Linked DNA regions of Homo sapiens: region 1 is linked to region 2. The links are chromatin loops, found by intact Hi-C in ENCODE. Cell type or tissue: gastrocnemius medialis. All regions are shown on one strand. Each heading gives the region's core, and the rest is flanking DNA. Links, peaks and the distances in the headings are about the cores only. Region 1 overlaps CTIF (cap binding complex dependent translation initiation factor). Region 2 overlaps CTIF (cap binding complex dependent translation initiation factor).

What was found. Hi-C counts contacts between places; a loop is a spot of excess contacts. Peaks named below come from ENCODE experiments on the same cell type or tissue, not always from the same donor. Only the 100,000 strongest peaks of a DNase experiment are listed, where the experiment ranks them.
Region 1: a loop joins it to region 2, with 2.6 times the contacts of the local background. A loop is called at or near these places in 32 of 110 quality-filtered maps.

What each region holds. Positions count from the first base shown.
Region 1 is chr18:48,542,902-48,555,368 of GRCh38, forward strand. All of the region lies in intron 1 of CTIF (cap binding complex dependent translation initiation factor), which reads left to right. Among named protein-coding and RNA genes, the nearest start is that of CTIF, 10 kb to the left of the region's middle. RefSeq lists enhancers at 1-426, 427-1,201, 1,720-2,285, 6,993-7,494. In gastrocnemius medialis, for the core only: no CTCF peak of the experiment used is centred there; DNase peaks (open chromatin) are centred at 3,010, 5,690 and 6,860; H3K27ac peaks cover 3,419 bases.
Region 2 is chr18:48,597,507-48,609,973 of GRCh38, forward strand. The region is part of intron 1 of CTIF (cap binding complex dependent translation initiation factor); the gene reads left to right. Among named protein-coding and RNA genes, the nearest start is that of CTIF, 65 kb to the left of the region's middle. In gastrocnemius medialis, for the core only: no CTCF peak of the experiment used is centred there; no DNase peak of the experiment used is centred there; H3K27ac peaks cover 553 bases.

The DNA of each region.
Region 1 (12,467 bases), core at 2,663-10,662, 54 kb before region 2:
AGGTTTCTGGCGACACGGAGCTAAGGAGATGTTCTCCGTGGTCCCGCCCCAGCTCAGATGTGCTGTGACTCAGGGACAGGCTGTGGCTTTGGTCAAGGTCTCACTCAGGCCCTGCCTGGGTGTAGGAGTTTCTGCCTTACAGGTCTGTGTAGGTGTGTTAATACAAGTCTGCTTTTTATCTAATCCCAAACTCACCGTCTGGTCCCAGATATTGTCCTCTAATTTCATTTCTGTTTTGGGCTCCATTGCCCTTGTTTTAAGGTTATGTTGTTTGCAGCTCAGGTCATGAAGGAGGAGGCAGGAGATGGGTGGTTAGGTTGGAGAGAGAATCCTGAGCCCAGATAGAGAACAGGAGGTACAAACATGCAGGCAAATTGCAGTTTCTGAGAATTCTCCACACGTGGTGGCATTTCTGCATAACTTACCTGATAACACAGCCCCATTTGATGTCCTTGGCTTGGCAGGGGGAGGGGGCGTCTACCTCTGGGCCTCACTGCTGACTCACCGGCACCCTGAGCTCAGCTGCTTCCTTTCAGGTTTGGGTTTTCTTTTGCCCCTGCCTCCCGCTGTGTGCGGTTTAATTTAGAACCTTGCTATAATGGTGGCCTTCTCCCTGTGTTAGCACCGTGCTCTCAGCATGCCTCTGACTTTGGAATTAAGGCCAGAGCTGTGGTTCACAACGGGGTGAGAACAGACACATCCTTGGATCTCCGGCACCCAGAGCTGGGGAGGACTTTGAAGATGATCTGATCTTCACGTGAAGACCTGAAGCCTAGGGAAGTGGAATGACTTGCCTAAGGTCATGGTGAGCCCTTAGCAGAGTGGGTAAAAAATCCTGGAATTTGAGATTTCATCCAATCTTCTTTCTATGTACCGTAATGCTTTCTGGAAAAAAGTTAGGTTCTTCCCAAAGAGTGAGAACTCTTTATCTTCTTCTCTCCTGTCTTCTGGTTCTGGGAAGGGCTCTGAAATTCATTTGACTTCTCTTTCCTTCACAACTGGCCCTTCCTGCCTTATCTTCATCTTTGGCATTCATGAGCAAATGAAGGTCTGTATTTGGGAAATATAGGGTGTCTTGGTGTCCTACAGTGCTCTTAAGCTTGGTCTGTGGCTTTCTGGCCCTGAGGCAGGGTCCTCAGGAACCTTTTGGAAGTGTTTGCAAAGCTGGGATGCGTGTGTACTTTTCTAGGAAGAGAATCTACAGATTTCATTTGATTCTCAACTGACTCAAGTAAGGACAAAACTACTGGTAGGGAGAAGGACAGAAAGGTTGGATAGTGGTTGGTTGACACTGGGGCTACTTTAATACGCTGCACTTGATTTGGCTTTACAGTTTGCAAACTATTTCACACAAATTATCCCATCTGCCTTTTATAATAGGTGGTTATCGTTATCAGCCTGTGAGGCAGTTGTTGTTATACCCATTTTGCAGAGCAGGAAGCTGAGCCTTCATGGTTAGTGGCATGCCCAAGTCACGAGTAAGCAGTAGAGCAGGGATATGAACCCTGACTTCAGACTTCAGGTCCAGTGCTCAGGGCTGAGGTGGCTTGCTGTCTGACATCATTATGATGAACAGAAAGCCTTGAACTTCCCAGAGCTTCTTAATGCCTACTGTTCACTCATATTCGGCCACAGAGCCAGACCCAAATGCTCACTTACCCAAGGGGTAGGGGAGATAAAGTATGGGAGGCAGTTACCATAGCAACGATCTGTAGAGTGGAGCCAGTTTGGGATGGTTTCATGGATGAGGTGAATTTGGGAGTAGGCCTGGGTAATGGTGGAGGAGGTTTTAGGCTGGGGCAATGGCCCAAAAATGGTTAGGGGGCAACTAGGTGCTTGGGGTGGGTAGAACAGACCTAAGAGGTTTACTTGATCATCCTGCAGTCGGTGCGAGCTTCACAGTAGTTGTCGGGCTGCTTTTCTATGCCTGTCTTTGTGCTAGGCCCTGGGGCTATGACAGTGAACAGGTACAGCCCCCTGCCTTCAAGCAGCCAGCTTTCTAGTGGGAGAGACAGATGCATAAACAGTTCCATTCAACGTCATGTGGGAAGTCTAGGTAGAGAGAAGCCCAAGGCCCTTACAGCGGCACAGACAAGGGGCAGCCACCTGCTCCGGCCTCAGATGTCAGGGAGGGCTTCCTAAAGGAGACGGCTCAGGAGCTGAATCTTAATGGATGAAAAGGAACTGGCCAGGAAAGGAGATGGGAGACGGGCATTCAGGGAGAAGGCATGGCGTGCGCAGGGTGTGGAGGCATGAGGCTGCCTGGGTGTAGGAAGGAACCGCAAGCAGTGAGGTCAAATGCAAAGGCGGAGATGCAGACAGCGCTCAGAGTGGAGGAGCTTTGTAAGCCTGGTTTCAGACCTTGGCTTTTAGCCTGCAGGTAAGGCATAGAGGAAGGACTTTAATCAGAGAGGTGTACAGCCTTGCTTGGATCGGAAGGGAACAGGACTGGGAGCCAGGCGGCCATGGGACTGGTGAGGCAGTAACAGGCTCTCCACGGCATCCAGGTCATAGGGGGTGAGACCTGGAACAAGGGCCATGCATCTAAGGATGGACCAAAGGTCATACATTAAAATTAGTTGGGAGTAAAGTCCGCAGTGATTACTTAGACTTGGGGGATAAGGGAATCATCTCAGTGGCTCCCAGGTTTGTGGCCTCACTGACTAGATGGACGGCAGCTCTTAACTCAGGTGCGAACTTCTGGTTGCTGGAGCAGGGTCTGCTGGGGTTGGGGTGGGAGGGAAGATCATGGTGAGTTCAGTGCTCCGGTATTGAATTGGAATTGCTGGTAGGATAGTGGGGTGGTGCTGCCCTACAGACAATGCACTGTGCAAGCTAGAGGCTGCAGAAGTGTGTGCCCAAGCTGAGCCCTGGGAGCGGGGAAGCATTGGCCACTGAGCGTAACCACGGTGAGGGCTGCTGTAGACAATGAGAGCAGACCTCTTCCTCCCATTGTCAGATAATCCTTTGTCATGCCGGCCGCTGTCGTCAGGGAAGCCAGGCGGGGATGCTGTGTCATGCTGGAGGCCCAGCTGGCAGAATCCAGCGACAGCCAAGAGCGTGTTTCAGCTGGAAGCATTAGAGTGAGTTAGGGGAGAGGCATTTCGCTTTTTAACATCCACAGTGAGCAGAGCCCTGTCCCAGCCCCTTGGAGTGTACAGAGTGGGGAAGCCCTGGAACCTGCTTCCAGGAGCAGGTAGTTTTGTTGGGGAGAGAAGATATGAACATATGAAGCCACTAAAAAGCTGTAACAACCCCAGGGAAGAGTGGAATGCAACTTAAATAGAGTGTTGCAGATCCCTCTCTTCCTGCCATACTTCATTTTTATAGAGCTGATGTGTTTTAGGCAAACGTCCAGTCTTTGCATGTTTGAATTCTCAGAACCGACAATAGTGCCTGGCACATTGTAAGTGTGTGTTCAGTCTATGTTTGTGGATCTGCAGGGATGTACCCAGAGTTAGTCGTCTGGGGTGGGAGGTCAGTCAGGGAAGGTTTCCATAAGCACGTCCAAAAGGGGCATCCCAAGACTGATTTAGAATACTTTTAGTACCACAGTGGAGTAAAAATCTTGAAAACCTTCCAATGACAGAGCACCTAGAAAGGCTGTGTAAGCTGTAGCTAGCGTCCTTTCAAAGAAGAGCTAAGCTCATGGAATGTAAGGGAAATCCCCAGGGATCTCAGGCAGTGTGGACGGTGAGCTCCAGCTGAGGCTCGTCTAGGCCTGGGGGTTGGGAGAGGTGTTGAGGGGTGCTTCCTGGCCTCAAAGCCCAAGGGTTTGAGTCGTGACTGCATCTCCTCCGAGACTAGAGATGATACCAGGAATCAAGAGCCCTGCCTAAAACAGGACCTGGTAAAAGTTTGCATGCTGGGAGAAAGGATGGACTAGACAGCAGCCCGTCCGCATGGGGGATGGAAAGTGGGTGTGCTGCTTTTTGTCTTGACCTGGATGTGAGGTGGAGAAAAATCTTCCCTAGAAATGTGAGACCTCAGGCCTGTTAGAGCTTTGAATGTCCACTACACATGTGGTCCAGGAGGCCCTCAAGAGAGAAATTAGCATGTAAAGACTTGGGGGCCAGTGTCTTCCTGACTGTGAGCTCTAGGGCATCAGGGGCCTGGGGAGAGTCTGGGGCTCTTTGCCCTTTGCTGACTTAAATCTCCACCTTGGGAGATGCTTTGCGATCAGGGCAGGGTAAGTGAGGGAGGAGAGAGAAGAGAAAGGGCAGAGGTGCCCCTCGGTAGGAACCTTTTAAAAGGGCCTTGGAGACAGCTGCACAACTCGGGGAGGCATGTGCAGGATGGCAGAGAAGGACAGTTCCATCCAAGCCTTCATCTCTTAGGAAAAAACTTCAGATGAGCCCCGTCTAGGAAGCCCAGAACATTCTCCCTACTGCATACTCAGGTCAGGTTCTTACAGATAAGGTTTCTTTCCAGGGTCCCCTTAAGGGTGCCCTGTGCAGATTGCAGTTGCTACTGGTCCTCTAGACTGGGCACTACATTGTCTTCCCATGCTCAGAGTCTTTAGTTCCTACAGTTTCAAACTCAGGAGACATCTTAGAGGTCATCTGGTCAACCCTCCACCTGGTGTGGGAATCCTGACTGCAGCAGCGCTTGGTTCCAATGTGCTTGCTGCTTGTGGCCGGGAGTTTATTGCCTTGGAGGCAGCGCCTTCCCTTATGTTATAGCTGGAAAGGCCTTGTACTGAGCTCTGGCCACCCTCCTCGCTGGCCATTTTCACCCATGGCCCCTGCAGCTGTTGTGAGAGATGGTTTCTAGACCTTTCACCATCCTGCTTGCTTCTGCTGGAAGGGCCTCCATTTGTCAAGCTGAGATTCTGTGAGAATCCAGCCAACTTCTGTCCTAACTTACTTCACACAGAGGCAGCTTTTGAAGATAGATGTGAGGGTAGCTGAGCCGGCTGCATAGGCGCAGTCTGTGATGGGGGAGTTCTGAGAAGCTTTGGCTCGGTGCTTTTCGGATGATCATGAGAGAGGCAGCAGCACCTGCTGCAAGTTCCTTCCTCCGACGCCCAGAATACATTTCAGCTTATAAGTAAGTAACTTGGGAATCCCATGCAGGGAGCTGTGTGGAATTTATTGAGTGCAGGGAGTTTATTGAGTGCCTGTTAAATGCCAGGCACAATGCTGGGCGCTCTCTGTGTGCCTCGCTAAATGAAAGTAACCTCTCTGAGGGAGACAGAGAGGCAGAGATATGGTAATGCCTAACTGTAGTTATGACAATTGAGCCCTGAAGGGATTCAGAAAGAATGTGTGTGGTTCCATCCAGAGTGGGTGGAGCTGACACATTCCCCATGCTGTTCCCTTATAGGGCCTTCCCCTGGGGTAGGCAGTATCATGATCTCACCAGTAGCTGGGAACACACAGGCCTGTCCCACACTCTTGGGGCATTTGCTGAGATACTTACACGTTTGAACCATGAGATCAAGAAAGTGACCTGCTAGAGAATTCACATCTTGGCATGTCACCAAACAGGCTGGTGTTTACAAGCAAAGTATTTTTTACAGCATGCGGTTTATCTGTCTCCGGTATCTACCTACAGTACCCTGGGCACTCTCAGGAAGCAAAATGTCTTTCTGTTCCTCCATCTCCTTGATGCTTGGCATCTGTGTGGGTCACATATTCAGCAGATTGGGTAATAAAGAGCATGCGTTGCCTTTGCAGCAAGGTTGCATCAGATGGCTGGACGTGCCTGGATGTGCTCTGCCACTGGCATGAAGGACCCTGTGCAGACAAGGCCAATAGTGAAGGTCAGGGATTCCGAGAAAGCACCCAGTTTCTCCTCTTCTCCCTCTAAAAATGGTTTCTTCTGCCCACATTCTATTGATTTGCCTTAATCCTTTTAGCTGTTAACCTTTGCCTCAGTTTAGTGGACACACATGGTATCTGCAGTGGGTCTGGCTCTAGGAGTGAGGTGAGATGAATTGAGGTAAGCCTGGCAGGGTCCCTGCTGCCCATCTGCCCATCTTGCTGGGGAAGACAGAATAGCCTTGCGCTAGTGTAAGGTGGTAAGTATGGGGTCAGGAGAATGAAAAGGGTGCCAAGGCAGCCAGAAGTCGGATGACTGTGAATTTTTTTTTTTTCCAATGGATAATCATGCTGGGACACAGATATAAACTGAGGTTGTCCTGGGTAGGTGAGGGCTTATGGACACATGGGCCAGGGAGGGCGTATGCATGTGGGTCATACCTGACACTATTATCAGACACTGTTATCAGTCATTTATACTGCAGGGTGCACATAGGGGTGATGGGGGAGGTGCTCGTGCACAAGAGGAATTGGCAGCTGTTTCCTTCCTTTGCTTAGAGGACGTAGGGGAAAGCATTATCTGTGGGGACTGAACTCAGAATTCAGATGGGGCTCAGTTTACAGCCACAGGGTTCTATCTTATATCTCACCATGATCTCAGTTTGGGGATTGGGGTGGAAGTATGGACAGATGAAAACCATCGGGCTTGTGGGATGTTATTGGCTACAGGTAAAAGAACAGTGTACTAACGATGGCTTTAAAAACAAGGTGTTTCAACTCAGCCAGAAGTCTAAAGGTAGGAGCTCTAGGGTTGGTTCATTCAGGGAGTCAGCGATCATTTCAAGGACTCTGTCTAACCTAGGCTGCCATCTTCAGCACATTGGCCTTTGTTCTCAGGCCAGTCCCCTTATGGTCATAGCATGGCTGCCACTGCTCCGGGCATCATGTTCTCACATAACTGCGTCCAAAGGCAGGCAGGAAGGTTAGATTCTCCTTGTCTGTCTTAATTTGTCAGGAAGGGAAGCCTTTCCCAGAATTCCCCTGCTGAAGATTCTATCAAGGCTCCTTGAAGAGAAACGGGTCAGTACCCATGCCTCCGCTCCAGTGGAGGAGGAGAAAGCAAGTCCCTGGTGCTTTCGCCTCATCTAGAGCAAGAGGCAAGCTGTGTTTGCAAGGAAGTGGGGAAGGGAGCAATGGTTGGCTAAGCAAAGAGGAACATTTACTTCACCAAGTTTCAAGATGTTTTTATTTATTGGGGGGGAGTTAGTGAATTAGCTTTACTTTTTTTTATATCTCAATATTGTTGAGGTTTTTGTTTGTTTGTTTGTTTTTTTAAAATCTCACCCCCTAGTTCTGGCAACCACCAACCTGGTTTATATCACTATAGGTTTGCCATTTCTGGTAATTATTACTTCTTAAGCCACAGGTAATGCTGGTGCATAGGATCCCAGGTGTTCCATGGATGCCTTTTTTGTGGTCCCAGGACATGGGTTCTGTGGTCTGTTCTCCCAGCAGCTCCTCCACTTTCCCGACACTGGGGCCAGGTGGAGAACCCCAGTAGGCAGAATTGTCCAGAGGGAGGGAGCATATGTCACTGGTGGCCTAGGCAGCAGGACTGGAAAGGCCTGAGGGCCTGAGGCTCCAGTGGGTTGGTAGAGGATGGCAGTCACCTTTGCAGGCAGCTGTGGGTTGGGGAGAGGAATTGGTGCTCAGCTGTGGCCTGCACATTCTGCAGAATGAGTTCTGTTGTCCCTGCTGATTGGGAAGCCTGGCCCCAGGGAATGCAGGGTGTGGGAAGATGGTGGTGGATGCCACCTTCCCCTCCCCAAACCACTATCCCCTCTATACATACACATGCAAACAGCCCAGGCCGTGGGGCTGACCATGCAAGCTAAGAGACAAATCTGTCCCCTCTGGGCTCCTCTCCACTCTGCTCAGGGTGTCACTGTGTCCTCCTCCCCCTCTTCCCACAGCACAGTCTGTGGGTTGCTAGAGCACTTAGCACTTCCCATCACTCCCTGCCTCCTCATCATTCCTTGGATACTTGCCTATCTGTCCCCTGGGATCATGAGCACCTTGCTACTGTCCTGGGAGTCATCAGGGCATTTCCTATAGGGCTAGGGTGGTGCCGGCCACAGGGTCCATGCTTCATGGAAAAAAAAGTATTTTTAAGGCAAGATACATATTTCTAGAAAGGGACTTGTTCATTTGGTTATCTGTCCAGATTCCAAACCAGTTCCGTGTGGCACTGCACAGTGCCCTGGACGAGAACTTACGGATCTCTACATGTTTTCCTCCCTAAGAGGAAGAAAGGTAATCAACTATCCTGTTCTGGGCTGAATTGTGTCCTCTCAAAATTCATATGCTGAAGTCCTAACTCCAGCGCCTCAGAACTGGATTGGTGGCCAGGCCTTTAAAGAGGTAATTAAGGTAAAATGAGATCATGAGAGTGGGCCCTAATCTAGTATGACTGGTGTCCTTAAAAGAAGAAGAGGACACAGATAAGACACAGATGGGGTCAACAGTGTGAGGATGCAACGAGAAGGCAGCCATCTGCAAGTCAAGACGGAGGCCTTGGAAGAAGCCAGCCCTGCCAACACCTTGATCTTGGACTTCCAGTCTCCAGAATAAATACATTTCTGCTGATGAAGCCACCCAGTCTATGGTGGCCTGCTATGGCAGCCCTAGCAAATGAATATGGAAGGATTCTCCCCTGCAGCTTGTGGAGGGAGTGTGGCCCTGCTCACACCTTGGTTTTGGACTTCTAGCCCCCAGAATTATGAGATCATACATTTCTGTTGCTTTCAGCCACCTGATTTGTGGTCCTCTGTTATGGCAGCCATGGATACTAATACACATGCATTGTGTGTTATGCTTGTGTTTAGGACTTCACCCCCTAAGTGTATTTCATCTTTCAGCTCTGAGTGTAGTTGTTATTCTTCTCTTTTGCAGATACACCTGAAAAGTTAGCATTCCTCCTGAGGTCACACAGGGAAGCCAGGCTAGAAACCCAGGCCTGTGTGGACTCTGGCCTGCAAGCTGTTGCATTTGGGCAGTGGGGAGATGTCTGTAAACGCAGGGATTGAACAGGTGGTCTTTCTCCTGAAACCTGGGTGATCCAATAATAACTTTCTTTTTCTTTTTTTTTTTTGGAGACGGAGTCTTACTCTGTCACCCAGGCTGGAGTGTAGTGGCGCGATGTCGGCTCACTGCAAGCTCCGCCTCCTGGGTTCACGCCATTCTCCTGCCTCAGCCTCCCGAGTAGCTGGGACTACAGGCGCCCGCCACCACGCCCAGCTAATTATTTTTTTTGTATTTTTAGTAGAGACGGGGTTTCACTGTGTCAGCCAGGATGGTCTCTATCTCCTGACCTCGTGATCCGCCCGCCTAGGCCTCCCAAAGTGCTGGGATTACAGGCGTGAGCCACCGTGCCTGGCCTAATAATAACTTTCAAAGCCTAACAGTTGCTAAGTATTGTGGTGTCATAGTAAGCACTTTGCATGTGCTGTCTTCATTAGCCATTACAGCTTCTGTTTCATAGATGAGAAAATGAGGGCACTTCTTCCAACGGGGACATTTAAGCAAGAAAAGCCAGTGACTTGGCCAAAGTTGCATACCAGGCTTGCCAGTGAGAAGACAAACTGAGGACGGGTTCTCTGAACTGTGCCCTCTTGGCTCTCTAGAAAGAACTGTGTGGAAATTTCTGGATTCCTGTGTCTTAGTCCATTTGGGCTGCTATAGCAAAATACCATAGACTGAGTAGCTTATGAACAGGAGAAACTTATTTCTTGGGCTAGGAAGTTCAAGATCAAGGTGCCAGCAGATTCAGTGTCTGGTGAAGGCTCAATTTTTCATAGATTGCACCGTCTCACTGCTTCTTTTCATGATGGAATGGGTGAGGACGTTCTCTGGGGTGTCCTTTATGAGGGCACTAACCTCATTCATGAGGCTCTGCCCTCATGACCTAATTGCCTCCTGAAGGCCCCACCTCCTAATACCATCGAGTCAGTGGTTAGATTTCTAACTTGTGAATTTTGGGGGGATACATTCAGACAGTAGCGGAGGTTGAGTGTTTTACCCCAGGCCACACAGCTAAGAAGTGGCATAACCAGTTTTGCTCAAGCTTTGCCTGTCACACACAGGGATTGGCAGGTTCCCCTGTAGTCCCCTGATGTTCTGAAAAGGTCACTGGTCTTAGATTGGCCACCTGTGATCTGGCTGCTCTCAGGGAAGTCACTTCACATCTGGGTGCTTTGTCCTCGGTGACCTCAGGGCTTGGACGATATAATACTAAAGTCTCTGATCCTCTCATTCTGAGGTTCCCAGTGCCCATCCTTCTATAATACAGGGATTAGGAGGGAGAATCCCTGAGATGTTTTTGACATTTGCCTACACCTGAGGGAACAGTTGCACATCTTCCTGATACGGCCAGTTGGAAGTGTGGTTTGGCCATTCATTCCTTCCCTACAAAATTACCTCTTTGCACAAGGTAGAAATGATCCCCACCTTGTGCCAGGTTTGTTCTAGGCTTTTGATGGTGTGGGCTTTGAGTGACGTCCACAAAAGCGTGTGGGGAGAGGGTTGCTGGTGAAGTGATGTCACTGTGATTTCCTCCTCTAGGTGAAACAAAAACGTGGTTGCCTGCAGCCTCATTCGCACCAGAGAGAAGCCAGCCACGGGCGTGGCAAGCCTTGGAGGCCCAAGTTGAGCCAAAGACCTCTGTGTCTTTCCCTCCATCCTGTTTCCGTTTGCCTTTAGGCCCAGGTGGCTGGCAGATGACGGTGAGGAGCGGGTGATGGGGTAATTCCCGGAATGCAGACTGTAACCAGGGCAGTCAGAACAAGGATTGTTAACCTGCAGCCGCCCAGCTCCTGGCTCATCCCACGAGGCGTTCGTGATTTTACTCACCTCATTAGAAAAGTTTACTTAATGTATCTGTCGTAGATTTTAGAACTGGAAAAGAGGTTGAGTGACTTTCTTTTTCTTTTTCTTTTTCCTTTTTTTTTTTTTTGAGACAAGTCTCGCTCTGCCGCCCAGGCTGGAGTGCAGTGGCGTGATCTCAGCTCACTGCAAGCTCCGCCTCCCGGGTTCATGCTATTCTCCTGCCTCAGCCTCCCGAGTAGCTGGGGCTACAGGTGCCCGCCACCATGCCCGGCTAATTTTTTGTATTTTTTTTTTTAGTAGAGACAGGGTTTCCCTGTGTTAGCCAGGATGGTCTTAATCTCCTGACCTCGTAATCTGCCTGCCTCGGCCTCCCAAAGTGCTGGGATTACAGGCATGAGCCACAAAGTTCCTGATTCTCTGCGGCCCACTCATGACCTCAGAGCTCCAGACTCCCAAGCTCCCTGACACCAGTATTTGGGTGGATGGGAAGAGGCCTGCAGATTGCAGTGGGTGAAGAGGCTGTGCACACCCAGCTGCTGTGGTGGAGTGGCTGTCCGCCAGTGTGACCAGCTAAGTTGTCTTCTCATTTCTTGCTGTTGTTGGTGCCACCAGGGGTCCTTACCCCTGGCATTGTTGTGAGGTGCCTAGGGAGCTGGCAGGGCTAGTGCACTTCTTCCAATGGGAACATTTAAGCAAGAGAAACCAGTGACTTGGCCAAGTTCGCATACCAGGCTTGCCAGTGAGAAGACAAACTGAGGACTGGTTCTCTGAACTGTGCCCTCTTGCCTCTCTAGAATGAACTGTGTGGAAATTTCTGGGTTCCTGTGTCTCCCTCAGGAACTGGCTCCAGGCTGCCCCTGTACCCAGCGGCCCTTGTCTGTCTCCTCCCAGGCCGAGGCAGGCACTGCGATGGAGGCACCCTCTTCACTGTGTTTGCCAGTGCACTGCAGTGGAGAGGTTATGCCTTTGTAGGGTTGTGGGGATAGGGCTGAAAGCCCCCTGAAGGCAGGATCCACGATGGAGGAGCATTATCGTACTCTGGTGGGCTGGGAACATGGCCCCTTTCCCAAGTTCTCCTCTCTGTCAGCCTAACACCAGCTTTTCGGAGAGAAAGAATCTTCCAGGTTTCCTGAGATTTGCCTGAGGTCCCTGAGGCTCTCCTTCCCACTTCAATCTAGAAGATGGGAGAGGCTCTAAATGACTTAATCACAGATCTGAAAGCCCAGAAGGACCTGAGAGAGGCTTGGCCTCCTGCAGGCATCTGCCTTGTAGCCTCCCGGGAATTGGAAGCTTACAGCTTTGCAGCCCAGGCCATTACTTGGCAGCCCGGGCCTAAAGACATTATCTTAGACCAAGGTGTGCCTCCCAGTAGCCCTGGCTGTGATCTGAGAGGCACACAGAACGCATATCCCATTCTCCTTCCAGGGTGACCAAGTATTCAGAGTGCCAAATCTTCTTTTGGAGGTAAGCTCTCTTCCCTTAAGGTTTCTCTGGATAAGGTGTCCAAACCTCTCCTGGCTTCCCTTCTCTGTACATCTCTTTTATCAATGCTTCTCCTAAAATGGGGACACGGAATGGAATACGGTGTTCGAGGTGTGACCTGAGTGGTGCAGGAATCATGCTGCTGTCACCTCCCTCCATCTGGACACTATATTTCTGTTAATGTAGCCCATGACTGTGTAATTTTTCTTCATGGGCAGCTTCTAGATATGGGGATTCCCATTCCTTCACAGCTCCTGCCAAAATAATCTGTGGCAAAGATCTGTTTCCCCAGCCTGGACTGTTCACAGCCCTGATGAGTAGCCCAGGCCACCTCATCTG
Region 2 (12,467 bases), core at 1,898-9,897:
ACTCTCTCCCTGAGTTCACGTGAGACCTGGTTTAAAAGTGTGTGGTACCCTCCCCCCGCCCCACCCCTGCCTTGCTCCTGCCCTGGCCATGTGACGTGCCTGCTTTCACTTTGCCTTCTGCCATGAGTGAAAGCTCCCTGAAGCCTCCCCAGCAGCCAAGTAGATGCTGGTGCAATGCTTGTACAGCCTGCAGAACCATGAACCAATGAAGCCTTTTTTCTTTATAAATTACCCAGCCTCAGGTATTCCTTTATAGCAATGTGAGAATGGCCTAACACAGGTGGATAGCAGTTGTCTGGGCAGAATGGGCTGAGGAAGCAGCCTGTGTGCTGGCATGCAGCTCCAGCCCTCTTGTCTGGAGGAGGGCCAACGCTGGGTGTTCTCTTTTCCAGCCTGAGAACTTGGCTGTTTCAGATGAGGAGACCCAGTGGCCAGTGCAGGGGACGGATCTCTGCCTGCAGCAGGGCCTAGGATGGAGCCTCTATCACCCTCTATTCCAATGCCCTTTCAGCCTTTCCAGCTCATCTTCTGGCTGCGGCACCCTGAAGCCAAACCCTTAGACTTCCAGTGGGCCTGCAGTAAGCTCCAGACTCTGAAACAGTGGGTAGATGGCCTGGGTGGGCAGGGAAACCCCAGCTGAGGGTAATGGGGAGTTGGCGGAGGCTCTGATGGTCTTACCAGGGCTCCAGATTTTTCCTACTTGGCAACCTAAGGAACATCACAGGCATCCCCTGAACCATAGTTGCTTTATAAGTCACAAACGAACAATCAAAACCACCTAACTTAGCCTGTGAACTTCTGCTCATTCATATTTAAGTTTTCAGAGGCTCAGCCTGAAGGAAGTTGGAAGTGTGCTGTCATTAGCAAGGAGAGAAGGTGTGGCAGGCACCTCTCCGCTCTGAGGCCAAGGTAGCACCTTCCAAGGATGCTCAGGAGTGCATGAAGCCTGTCCTGCCTCCAGCAATACACAGACTCAGAATATATGCAGCAGGGCCTGCTGAGGTTGAGGGGAGCCAGCAATAAGCTCATGGCAGGTATCATCTCTGTGCATTTAAAATTTAAGGTCAGAACTTGGGAACCCTTTGGTATTTGCCAGCCAGAAGGATCTGCAGCTCAGAGGGCCATGAAACGGTGAAACGGCATGGTGGTGTGGGCGGGCAGGCTCCTGTACTTACCATTGTGGTCAACAGAGAGGGTTCTATAACAGCACGCAGGGCAAGAATGAGCATGATAGCACCAATAAGGACATCAGCATTTCTTGAATGTAGTGAAGTATTCAGCATGGGCCAAAAGTACTTTATGGGGACTATCTTCCTTGCAAGAGACCCAGAACGGAGACACTGTGATTAGTCTCCACCTCCAACCCCAGCCTTTTTCCTGGAGAAAGGGCAGGGGACAATCCCAGCAAGACTCTTTCTCACCCCTGCCCCTATACGAGTGGAGCAGATTCCAGATTCAATAGTGGTGCATGGAGTGATCAATGGATAGGATGCCGCCACCTTTGACCTGAAGACTTTAGACCTCTCTGCGTGGGAGGACTGCCCACCCGACGGGGGCCTGAGAGCTTTAACAGAGCAGAAAATCTCCTCTCTGCCGATCAGCTCATGGGTGTTGGAAAGGCCTGGCGAACTGTAAAGCAGTGTTGCTGGAGGAGTCTGAGCAGATGGTTCTATTGGCCCAGGGTGTGGCCGGGGCCTCACACTGATAGGCATGCCCTCCGTATGTCCAGCATGTGACCGGATCTGAAAGGACACAGACTCCTCAGAACCAGTGTTCTAGCCAGGGGGGTCAACAGCCAACCTTTACATTTTTCCTCTTAAAGGTTTTTTTTTTTCTTGTTCATAAAAATGCCAAAATCTCATTTTGGGGAGATAAAAAGAAAATACAGAAACAGCAAAAGGAGAAAAGTTAGTCCTAATACCACCTCTGAAAGATGTCTTTGGATATTTGTAGTTTACAGTCCTATTTCTATGTATTTTCATGTAGTTGAGATTTCAGGGTCTATTAAAAATTGTGTTTTCTTTCCTACATATCATGGTGTCATGAGCAATCCCGGGTTATTACAGCCCTTCGTAAACAATTCCTGAGGGCTGAATAAGCTAGCAAGCCATGTCTGTAGCTGAGTGTGGGCACGTCTTAGTGCCCACCAGACTGTCCCCCTCATGCCAGCACCTTCCTGCTCAGCTGGCCTCTGCACTGCCCATGTCCACAGGCACCTGGCTGTGCTCACAGGATCCAGAGGATTAGAAGGAGATCTCCTCTAGCGACAGGGTGGGTACCATGTGCTGGAGTTAGGAGGCGAAAGGGTGACCCCTGTGTCTTGCGTAGATGGACAAGGCCCCCAGTGTGATGTGATGAGCCCTAACAGAGGGTGCCGTGACCCAGCCTTACCTGGCCTGTCACGGGGCTTCCCTGAGCCAGCCCAGTGACCTCAAAGCTTTCCTACCTGTGACACCCTCCAAGTGGCCAATCCACTTTGAGGGTGTGAGGTGAGAAGGGACAACTCACCTAGCTGCCAACCAATGTGTCTAATAATCTCCATGCCTCTGATTCCTCACTGTCAATTGGAGAGACTAATAGCATGCACCCCATGGGGTTGAGAGCACTAAAAGCAATCAAACCTGAGTGTGTGCAGAGTCTGCCCCCAACCCCCGAGGCATGCAATAGATGCGCCCCATCATTGCTTGCTTCTAGGGAGCTCCCAGGGTGGGGAGCTGGGGCTGACACAGGAAGTAACAAGAGTGACTTGGCGCTGGGGAGACTGAGGCCTCAAGAGTTCAGGAACTTCCTGAAGGTCATGTGGCGGTGGCGATGAGCTCCGAAGCCTGTGTCTGTATGTGCTTCATTTGTGTGTCACTCCCCATGGGCACCTTTGTAACTGTTGTGTTTTTAATTTTCTGTCAGTTGGAGCAAGCAGATGTGGCTCTGGGCAGGATTTCCTATGCTGTCCTTGTCACTTCATACTCTGTCTTCTCCTTGCCACTCTGGGGATGTCCTTGAGCAGAGCCCATCTCTCATTCGCCTTGGTATCCCAAGGTCTAGCACAGTGCCTGGCAGACACTGAGGAAGTGACAGGCGTTTGTTGCGCTTTGAGTCAAGGACAGAGCCAGAGCAAAGGCTACTGGGTGAGCTGAAGGGATATTTCTTCTGAGCTCTGATATCTCGGTGTCCCCAGCTCTGTTCTTGGCTTGTCACTATAAATCAGACTGGAATGCTGGGGTTTTTCCTGGCAGTCTCTCCATCCCCTCTCCTGAATAGTGCTGGATGAGATAGACAAATTCTTCATTATCTTTTGCAGCCAAACCAGTTCTTCCCTTTCCCTGCAATATTCCCAGCCAGCCCTGAGTAGCCTCCTGCTACATCAATCCCAGTGCAGCCTGTCTCATACTGGTGACATTTTACATTGGCATGTCCCTGGTGAGAATGTTAAGCTTGTTGAAATCTGAGAGGCGCCTCCTTGCTCTCTCAGCCACGTAGACACTGTGTTTCCTTAGGCCACTGCTCTCCTACGTGTTGGGTAGACACATTTCCAATTTGGATGATGGTCCTTTCAGGCTTTGGTCTGGCCTGCGGAGAAGGGTATCTCAGCTCAGCTGAACTGAGATCTGCCCTCACCACTAAGGTGTTAGGCCCGTTCTTTATCTAGCTATAGGAAAAGTAAAAAGAGCTTTTGTAGAAGCAAAGAGGACCTGATCGTGTTAATCTGTGTTAATTTCAAGGGTCCAGCCCGGCGATTCCAGGCTCCCAAAAGAAAAATGTGTTTTCCCCCACCTTGATCTACTGCTCTGTGAGGTAGATGTACTGACCGCATGTTTAGACACTGAGAATCAATTTAGCAGCCTTCTGATCTCTATATATTCTGTGCGTGCACAACAGGAATAATGATTTTTAACACTGGGTTTGGCAAGGGCGTTGCCAGACTTTCTCATAGGCGATCTGATGGGAAAGCTGTCCCCCCGAGGGTCCTTCCTGTAGGGAGAGTTATATGAGTCTGAGAAAACATCTGGCCAGCCTCATCTGTAAACATGGCACAATATTATTGAATGACAGCCTGGGGACCAGCCTGTGGGGAGTGGAAATGCAGTCTCAGGACAGCTATAAACTAATGGTCTTTCTTTGCTTACTGACACATTGAAGCAGGGTTCTGAGATGGCATTGAGACAAGGGCCCCCATCACCCACCCTCACTGGCTTCTTGGACCAAGACTGCATATACTGATATGTTCAACTCACTGTCTTGTATGCTCTAAAACACTTTTGTTTTGAAGCAAGAAAATGGAAGACAAGCTTAGGGATGGCAGTTTCCTGGAGGCAGCCTGAGGGATGAGAAATAAAAGACATTGGCACAAATCTCAGGAAGCAAGAATTTTAGTCCAGGCTCTGGGATTTGGGGTGTGTCATATCATAGCTCTGTGGGTATGTTTCCTCACCTATAATATGAAGAATTGGCTTGCTCGTTTCACTGATGCTAGGAGGCATGTTCATTTCACATCTTAATGTTTCTTAAATCAGGCTGCATCTTACTATCGCTGGCATAGCACCCTTGCTGTTGCCAGATGACAGGCAGGACATAGTCGTCATGGCCTGAGCCTGTGTGAACATGGGCCTACTGTTCATAGTGTCACATCCTCCATTAAAAGAGGTTTGTTGTTGATTAGCCATGTATTGAGTATGAATGTCGTTAAAGGTGTCTACAAAAGGGTCTCATCATGATTTATTAGCAGAAGGGCCAGAAGACAGAGCAGTGGGGCACCAATTTAATATTAGAGAAGCAAATATTGTTGGAGGAAAGACTGCAATCTCATAAAACAGTAAGAATTGTCAGTCTCATGCATGCTAAACAATGCCACGAAAGGTGGAAGAAATTGCCAGAAGTTGACTCAGAAGAGATGAAACAGTCTCAGAGCCAGGTGAGGCCTGCGTGAGCAATTTGTCTACATGTAAGACTATCATGAAGGCATTATGGCATAGCTTAATTGACAGCATATTTTCTCTGTGGTTCATAAAATAATGGTGAGCCTTACAGTTGATGACTTTGCTTTCTAAGATCTCTTCTAGTTCTAATGTCTAATAGTTGTGTTTTCATTTTTCTGTCAAGTGGAGCAAGCAGATCAAAAATAACGTTTTTGGTGTTTCTCTCCTATGTTGGTGCTGCTTCTCTGGGCCCCTGTAGCACTTGACCCTTGATGTCATAACTGTGTGATCGCTTCTCTGCCCTTCGTTTTGTGTCCGTAACATTCAATACCAAGCTTGAGTTAGTGTTTTTTAAATGGACATATGGGTGGATGGATGGGTGGGTGAACGAATGGATGAATGGGTGGATGAATGGATGGATGGATGGATGAATGGATGGATGGATGGATGGATGGATGGATGGATGGATAAGAATGGGTGGATGGATGGGTGGATGGCTAGACAGGTGGGTGGGTGAATGGACAGTTAGATGAGTGGATGGATGGATGGATGAATGGGTAGATGAATGGATGGGTGGATGAATGAATGGGTAGATGAATAGATGGGTGGATGGATGGATAGATGGATGTATGGATGGATAAGAATGGGTGGATGGATGGATGGATGGATGGCTAGATGGGTGGGTGGGTGAATGGATGGATGAATGGATGGCTAGATAGTGGATGGATGGATGGATGGATGGATGGTTGGATGGATAGATGGGTGGGTGGATAGGTGGGTGGATGGACAGATGGATGAATGGGTGGGTGGGTAGATTGATGGATGGATGAATGGATGGATGGATGCAGGGCAGGTGGGTGGACCGATGGGTGGGTGGATGGATGGGTAGATGGATGGTTGGATGGATACATGAATGGGTGGATTGGGATGGACGGCTAGATAGGTGGGTAGATGGATGGATGGATGGATGGATGGATATGTGAATGAGTGGATTGATGGATGGATGGCTAGATGGGTGGATGAATGGATGGATAGGTGAGTGAATGGATGGCTAGATGGGTGGGTGGGTGGGTGGGTGGGTGGATGGATGGATGGATGGATGGATGGATAGATGGATGAATGTGTGGATGGATGGATGGATAAATGGGGGGGTGGATGGCTGGCTGGGTGGATAGATGGATGAATGGGTGGGTGGGTGGATGGATGGAAGGATGGATGGATGGATGGATGGATGAATGGATGAATGGTGGGTAGGTGGGTGGATTGCTGGGTGGATGGATGGATGAATAGATATAGATGGGTGGCTGGCTTGCTGGCTGGCTGGAGCTGCACCATGAGATGCATCCTCATCTTTGGTGAGGCAACAGATACCCTTCCAGGAAGCTTCAAACAAGTTCTCCAGATTCAGTGGGAGCCTAGACTCAGTGAAATTTTTTTTTTTTTTTTTTTGAGATGGAGTCTCACTGTTGCCCAGGCTGGAGAGCAGAGGCGCAATCTTGGCTCACTGCAACCTCCGCCTCCCAGATTCAAGCAATTCTCCTGCCTCAGCCTCTCGAGTAGCTGGGACTACAGGCACATGCCGCCATGCCTGGCTAATTTTTGTATTTTAGTAGAGATGGGGTTTCACCATGTTGCCCATGAGCTGAACTCCTGAGCTCAGGCAATCTGCCCACCTCGGCCTCCCAAAGTGTTGGGATTACAGGTGTGAACCACCACACCCCGCTGACTCCGTGATTTTTTTTTTAAGGGTTTTTTTTTTTTTTTTTTTTTTTTTTGAGACGGGTCTCGCTCTGTTCCCCAGGGCTGGAGTGCAGTGGTGTGATCTTGGCTCACTGCAAGCTCTGCCTTCTGGATTCAGGCCATTCTCCTGCCTCAGCCTCCCGATTAGCTGGGACTACAGGCGCCTGCCACCATGCCTGCCTAATTTTTTGTATATTTTTAGTAGAGACGGGGTTTCACAGTGTTAGCCAGGATGGTCTCGATCTCCTGACCTTGTGATCTGCCCACCTCGGCCTCCCAAAGTGCTGGGATTACAGGCGTGAGCCCCTGCGCCCGGCGTTTTAAGGCTTGTCATTGATGTTCTTTTATTCATTTGGTCCTAGATGATTCTAACAACTATGGTTTTTTTGGAGAGGCCTCCAAGCTACTAAGCCAGAGATTCCAACCCAAGTCAATAATCATGGGGCCAATCCATGTACATTACTTTTTTAACAGCTTTATTCAGATTCGATTTATATATTTTATAATTTACACATTTAAAATATACAATTAAATGGTTTTCAGTCTAATTATAGATATGTGTGACCTTTACCACCTTCATCACCTCTAAAAGAAACCCTTTAGCTATCACCCCCTTGTCTCCCTGCCTCCTTCCTGCCTCAGTTGTAAGCAAACACCATTCTACTTTTTGTCTCTCTAGATGTGTCTATTCTGGACATTTCATATTAATGAAATCTTATGTGATCTTCTGTGACTGGCTTCTTTCATTTAGCTTTGTATTTTCAAGGTTCATCCATGTGGTAGCGTGGATCAGTACTTTATTCCTTCTAATGGCTGAGTAATATTCCATTGCATGCATAGTTCATATTTTGTTATCCAGTCATCAGTTGATGGATGTTTGTGTAGATTTTACCTTTTGGCTATTATTAATAATGGTACTAAAAACATTTGTGTGCAAGTTTTTATGTAGACATGTGTTTTCATTTTTCTCAGGTATATACCTGGAGTGGAATTGTTGGGTCATAAGGTTTATGTTTAATGGTTCAAGAAATTGCAAACCATTCCATATGGTTTTCCACAGCAGCTGCACCATCTGACATTCCCATGAGCAGTGTTTGAGGACTCCAGTTGCTCCACATCCTCTCCAACACTTGACTCGATACTTTGTAAGGTCTTTTTACTTCTAAGCTTCTAGGATTCTGGGTGAAATCCAGTGACAGTTGAGGCTATGGGAGGCTCCTTTCTGGCCTTATATCCCCTCCTTCTCCATGTCTCAGTGTAGTTTGCAGATGGCTGTGGGGGATTTCTCAGTTAATTATCTGCCAGTTAACCACTCAGCCTGCTCCCTGCGGTTGTATCTGGCTACAGACTTCTCCTGCTGTGTGTGTGAAGAGGTTATCTGCTGCTACCATGCTCTAGTGGGTGAAATTAACCACAGAAATAATGGGAAGTAGAGACCAAAGACTCTGATGGACTAATTAGAACAGCCATCAGGAGCTGCCCCCTGTGGGCTCTCTGCTGCAAGGCATCTGGCTGCACCTGGGAGTCCTTCCTCACTGCAGCTGTCCCAGACTAGCCTGTGGGAGGAGCTCTTAGGTCACAGAGGCCCACCATGGGCCTCTCGGAGGGAGCCCACAGTCCTCCCTTCCGGCTTCTGTTGATTGCCCACTTCATACCAGGTCCTGGAAATACAATGATGGGAAAAACGAAAAGGTCCCTGTTCTCAAGCACGCACACTAGAGTGGGTTCCTGATGGAATTAACTGGAACTTAGATTTTTCTGGCTGCCTGTTTTCCCAATTACTTGATCATGTTCCAGAGAGAAGTAACTGGGGAAACCAACCCTAGGAAACCATACCTGAACCTTCTATGTGGCCTTGGCCAAGAGGTCTTGTCTCTGGCTTGGCAATCTGTTGTGGGAGGCCTCTGTAATCGGGCTTTATGTTCTACAAGGTAGTGGATATGGCTTGCAAATATGTGTGGCCTGCAGAGCTTGGCTTTCTCATACCCTCTAACCAGAAGAAGCCTTTGCAGCTCAAAAGGACTGCACCTGTCTCATCCGTCCCTTTCCCCCTTCCTCAGAGCTCCTACCCTATCTCAGCTCAACCTGGGGGCAACGTTCAGTGACTCATTGGTTCATGCCACAAGGAGTGGGAATCTGAGATATTGCTAGTCCAGGGCAAATGCTCAGGATTGGAGTCAGATGCCTGGGTCATCATCCTGCCCTGTCACTGGGCCACTGGCATACTGTTCCAGGGTCCCCATATGGGAGGGTAACAGGGGGTGGTGATGCATGCTCTGCCTAACTGCAGCCGCAGGGTTATTAAGAGCTGACTGGCAGGAAGGACAATGCTGAGCTGTGCAGACTCCAGGGGCATGAGGCCCAGTGCCACCCTCCAGACCTCCCTAAATGACTTCGGACTCCCTGGAGAGTACATAACTTCTGGCACCCTGGACAGGACCCAAAGGCTTGATCTGGAGCAGTTTCCAATGCCCACTCCAGGAGGGACGACAGGGTCTAGCAGCTTATGGGGGATGTTGGGCAAGGGCTGGCACATTGAGGGAGTGGAGCTCTGGGACCCTCACTCTCTTTGGTCAGAGTATCCATGTCTTGGAGCCATTCTGTCCAGGTTTCAGTTCTGAGCCAGCCTCTTCCTAGCCAGGTGACCTTGAGCAACCCTTCGTGTCCTCAGTTTCCTAATTTGTACAAGGGGGACAAAAATAATGCCTACATTATAGGATGATCTTGAGGATTAAATTAATATATGACAAGCATTTAGCACAGGGGCCGGCACATACTAAATTCTCAATAAACACAGGTATTTATTATCTTTTATATATTTGGGGGGAGTCGTTTATAATTTCATTTGAAAAACAAGTATGATATTAGAGGAAAATAGTTTGGAAACCAACAATCTGTGGGGAATACAATATTGATGATTTGCTTTCCTGCTTTAGGAAAGGTCAAAGGGCAGCTGCCTTTGAGCAGGAGTTTCCCTCCCTCGGGTCCTCCAAGCAAAGGCAGAGGCAGCTGTGCTGTGTTGTCTCTGGGCCTGGAGGCCACTCCAGGAATCAGGGGCCCTGGGCTTTTGCTGCCGATTTCTTTGCCTCCCTGTGGTTCGTAGAGAATTCAGGGAGAGCTGTAAGAGCGCTGGGCACCGGATCAAGTCTGAGATTCCTGTGGTTGCTGTCCAGCATGCTTCAGGCATTGTGTGGGATACATGAGGGCTCCCTGGCAGAAGAGGGGCCTGCCCTCTGACACCCAAGCTGTGTCTGCTGGGTCCACTTGTAATGTGCCACCCATCTGTGCCCATCAGCAGCCGTCTGCTAATACCAAGGTGGGCAGAGCATTTGTTACCTGCTGCTGACCATTTTCTACTTTCTGGGAATCCATCATGAAACTGTCAAAAAGAGGAACTGAATGTCTATGGTGAGGTCAGCTCAGGCTCCCAGGGTCCAAGGAAAGGAGCAGACAGGTCCTCAGCCTCCAGGAGCTCATAGTTTAGCTGGGGAAGGAGGCAGCCACTCAGCTCACATTAAGGCTGAGCTGGAGGGTGGTGGGGGCATTACAGGAGCAGTGGGACATCCCTGGGCTGTCCTTTCCTCCCTTGAGACACTGAGCAGGAGCACCCTGTCCCTAGGAGGAGCTTGGGTATGCACAGCCGAGTTTCTGCTGAGTGACACCATCTTCTATAATAGCTGTGGCTATCTTCAGCCAGGTTATGGTTGAGTACTGCTGGTCTGGAGCCTTTTTTTCTTTCTGCTTGCAATGACCTTGCATATTTCTGTTTTGGACCTGGACTATCATGTATTATTTCACAGTGTAACTCCCAAGGGCAATCCTTCGTCCTGATTTATTTCCAAGTTCTGAGGGGGAGCCCTCATTTTTGTAGGCATAGACCACTTCCAGTTAGTTGCTCTTTCGCAGGGGACTTTCGAACTCGGATGCCTTACAGGGGCCAGGCAGGTAACATGTGTGAGTGAGGGAGCCAGGTGAGAGTGAGGCTGTGAGCAGCGGGGAGGCATTAGAGAGTGTATGGGTCTGCAGAGAACTGGGGTTGATTGCCTGGTCTGAAGGGGACAGCACTTCTTAGCTCTAGCTGATGGTTACAGCGCAAGAAGGTGGGCCAGTGTTGCTCGATCATCCAGTTTTTTCAAGAAAAGTCAGAAATTGTGGCTTTTTATGTGAAATATTTTGATTTATAAACGTTAGCTCAAATATTTTTAAAATATCTAACTGGCTAACCAGAACACACCATGGTCCAGACGTGGCCCCAGCACAGGCGGTAGCAATCTCTGCTTTGTGACTGTGCTCCTTGCAGGACAAGGCGGTCATCGAAAGTGGTGGGGGGGTGGGGGCAGGCAGAAGCCCAAGGGCCCAGTGAGTGGCTGCTATGAGCATTCTGAGGGGTCTCTGTGACCTGGGCCGGTCAGGGTGGCATCTAAGAGGTGGGCTTGAGCTGTTCTTGAGGATGAGTAGAGAGAAAGGGTTGCTGTTCTCGAACGTGAGCCAGTTCTGCCTTGCAACCATAGCACAAGACCACCTGGACAGGCCTGCAAGGCCACAGCCTGCTGAGATCTAGCCTGTGCACAGCCTGTTCTGGGCTGTGGACACTCCCACCAGGCTCTGGAAACAGCTCGGTACTCTCTCTGCTCCAGCTGGTCTGTAGTTCAGGGAGCTGTTGCCAAGAGGGAGAAAGCTGACTGGGGACCCTGGAAACCCCAAGACAGATGCCAGAGAGAACGTTGCCTGAGAAGGAAGGCCTGGAGCGCTGCTGCCACCACACTTGGATGCCCTTTCTAGCCTTACCCCAGGTGCTTGTGGACACATTGCTGGGTTCAGAGCAGGGCACTATTGGTTTCCCTTCCTAGCATGCTCCAAGTTAATTTTCATTCTTGGCCAATAAACCCAGAAGCTTTTGACAGCTGGTGGTGGGGCTCACCCATCTACCTTCAGAGTCCACAGAAGAGAGAATGGATCTCTGTGAGTTCCTGCAGGTTGGCAAAACAGGTCAACCCAGGGATTGGAATACAGGAGAGAGCCAGACTGAGGCCCAAGGAGGACTCAGGGTGTTCAGAGTTGGGAGGCATTAGGGAGTGGTGAGATCTGCAGAGATCTGGGGTTCAGAGATAGCAGTCGTCATTGATATCCAGAGTAGTCAAGGAGGGCTTCAGGGAGGAGGTGTGCCCAGAGGTGGGCCTTGAGGGAAAAGGGGAGATTTGGAGAGGCAGAGGTAGGAGAGAATGCAGAAGACAGAGTGAGGTATAGCAGTTGTGAAGTCGAGTGACAATTGCAACTGATAATTGAGTGCTTGATGTATGCCTAGCGGTGTTGAGCACTTTTCTCATTCATTCTTTCACATGATTCTCACAGCACCTCATGAGGTGGCACTTTCACCATCAGCCTACTTTAAACATGAGGAAGCAGGCCCAGAGTCCGCCCAACAGCACGCAGAGAAAAGGTGATTTAGCCAGCACTGGAACCCAGACTCGGGACCCATAAGCATGATGTCACCCTATTTTACGAGTGGGGGCAGTGAGGAAGCCACCTGACTCCAGCCAGGGATATGGCTGTCCAGCTGTCTGGTGGCCCTGCACAGTTTTGGTTTGTTTCAGCTATGACTTCCCTGTCCCTGGTGCCTCTAGGGTGTATACAGCAGATGCTCAGTATGTCTTAGTTGGGAAGAGTTGTCTCGAGGAGGCTCTTGAATGTCATGGGAAGAGGTTTGGAGTCCTGGTTCTGGGACTGGGTGACCTTGAGGGTGTGGGGGGCTGGAGCAAGTCAACTCCCAGCATCCATTGGCTTTAACATTCTAGGAGCTGGGAGTGGGGCTGG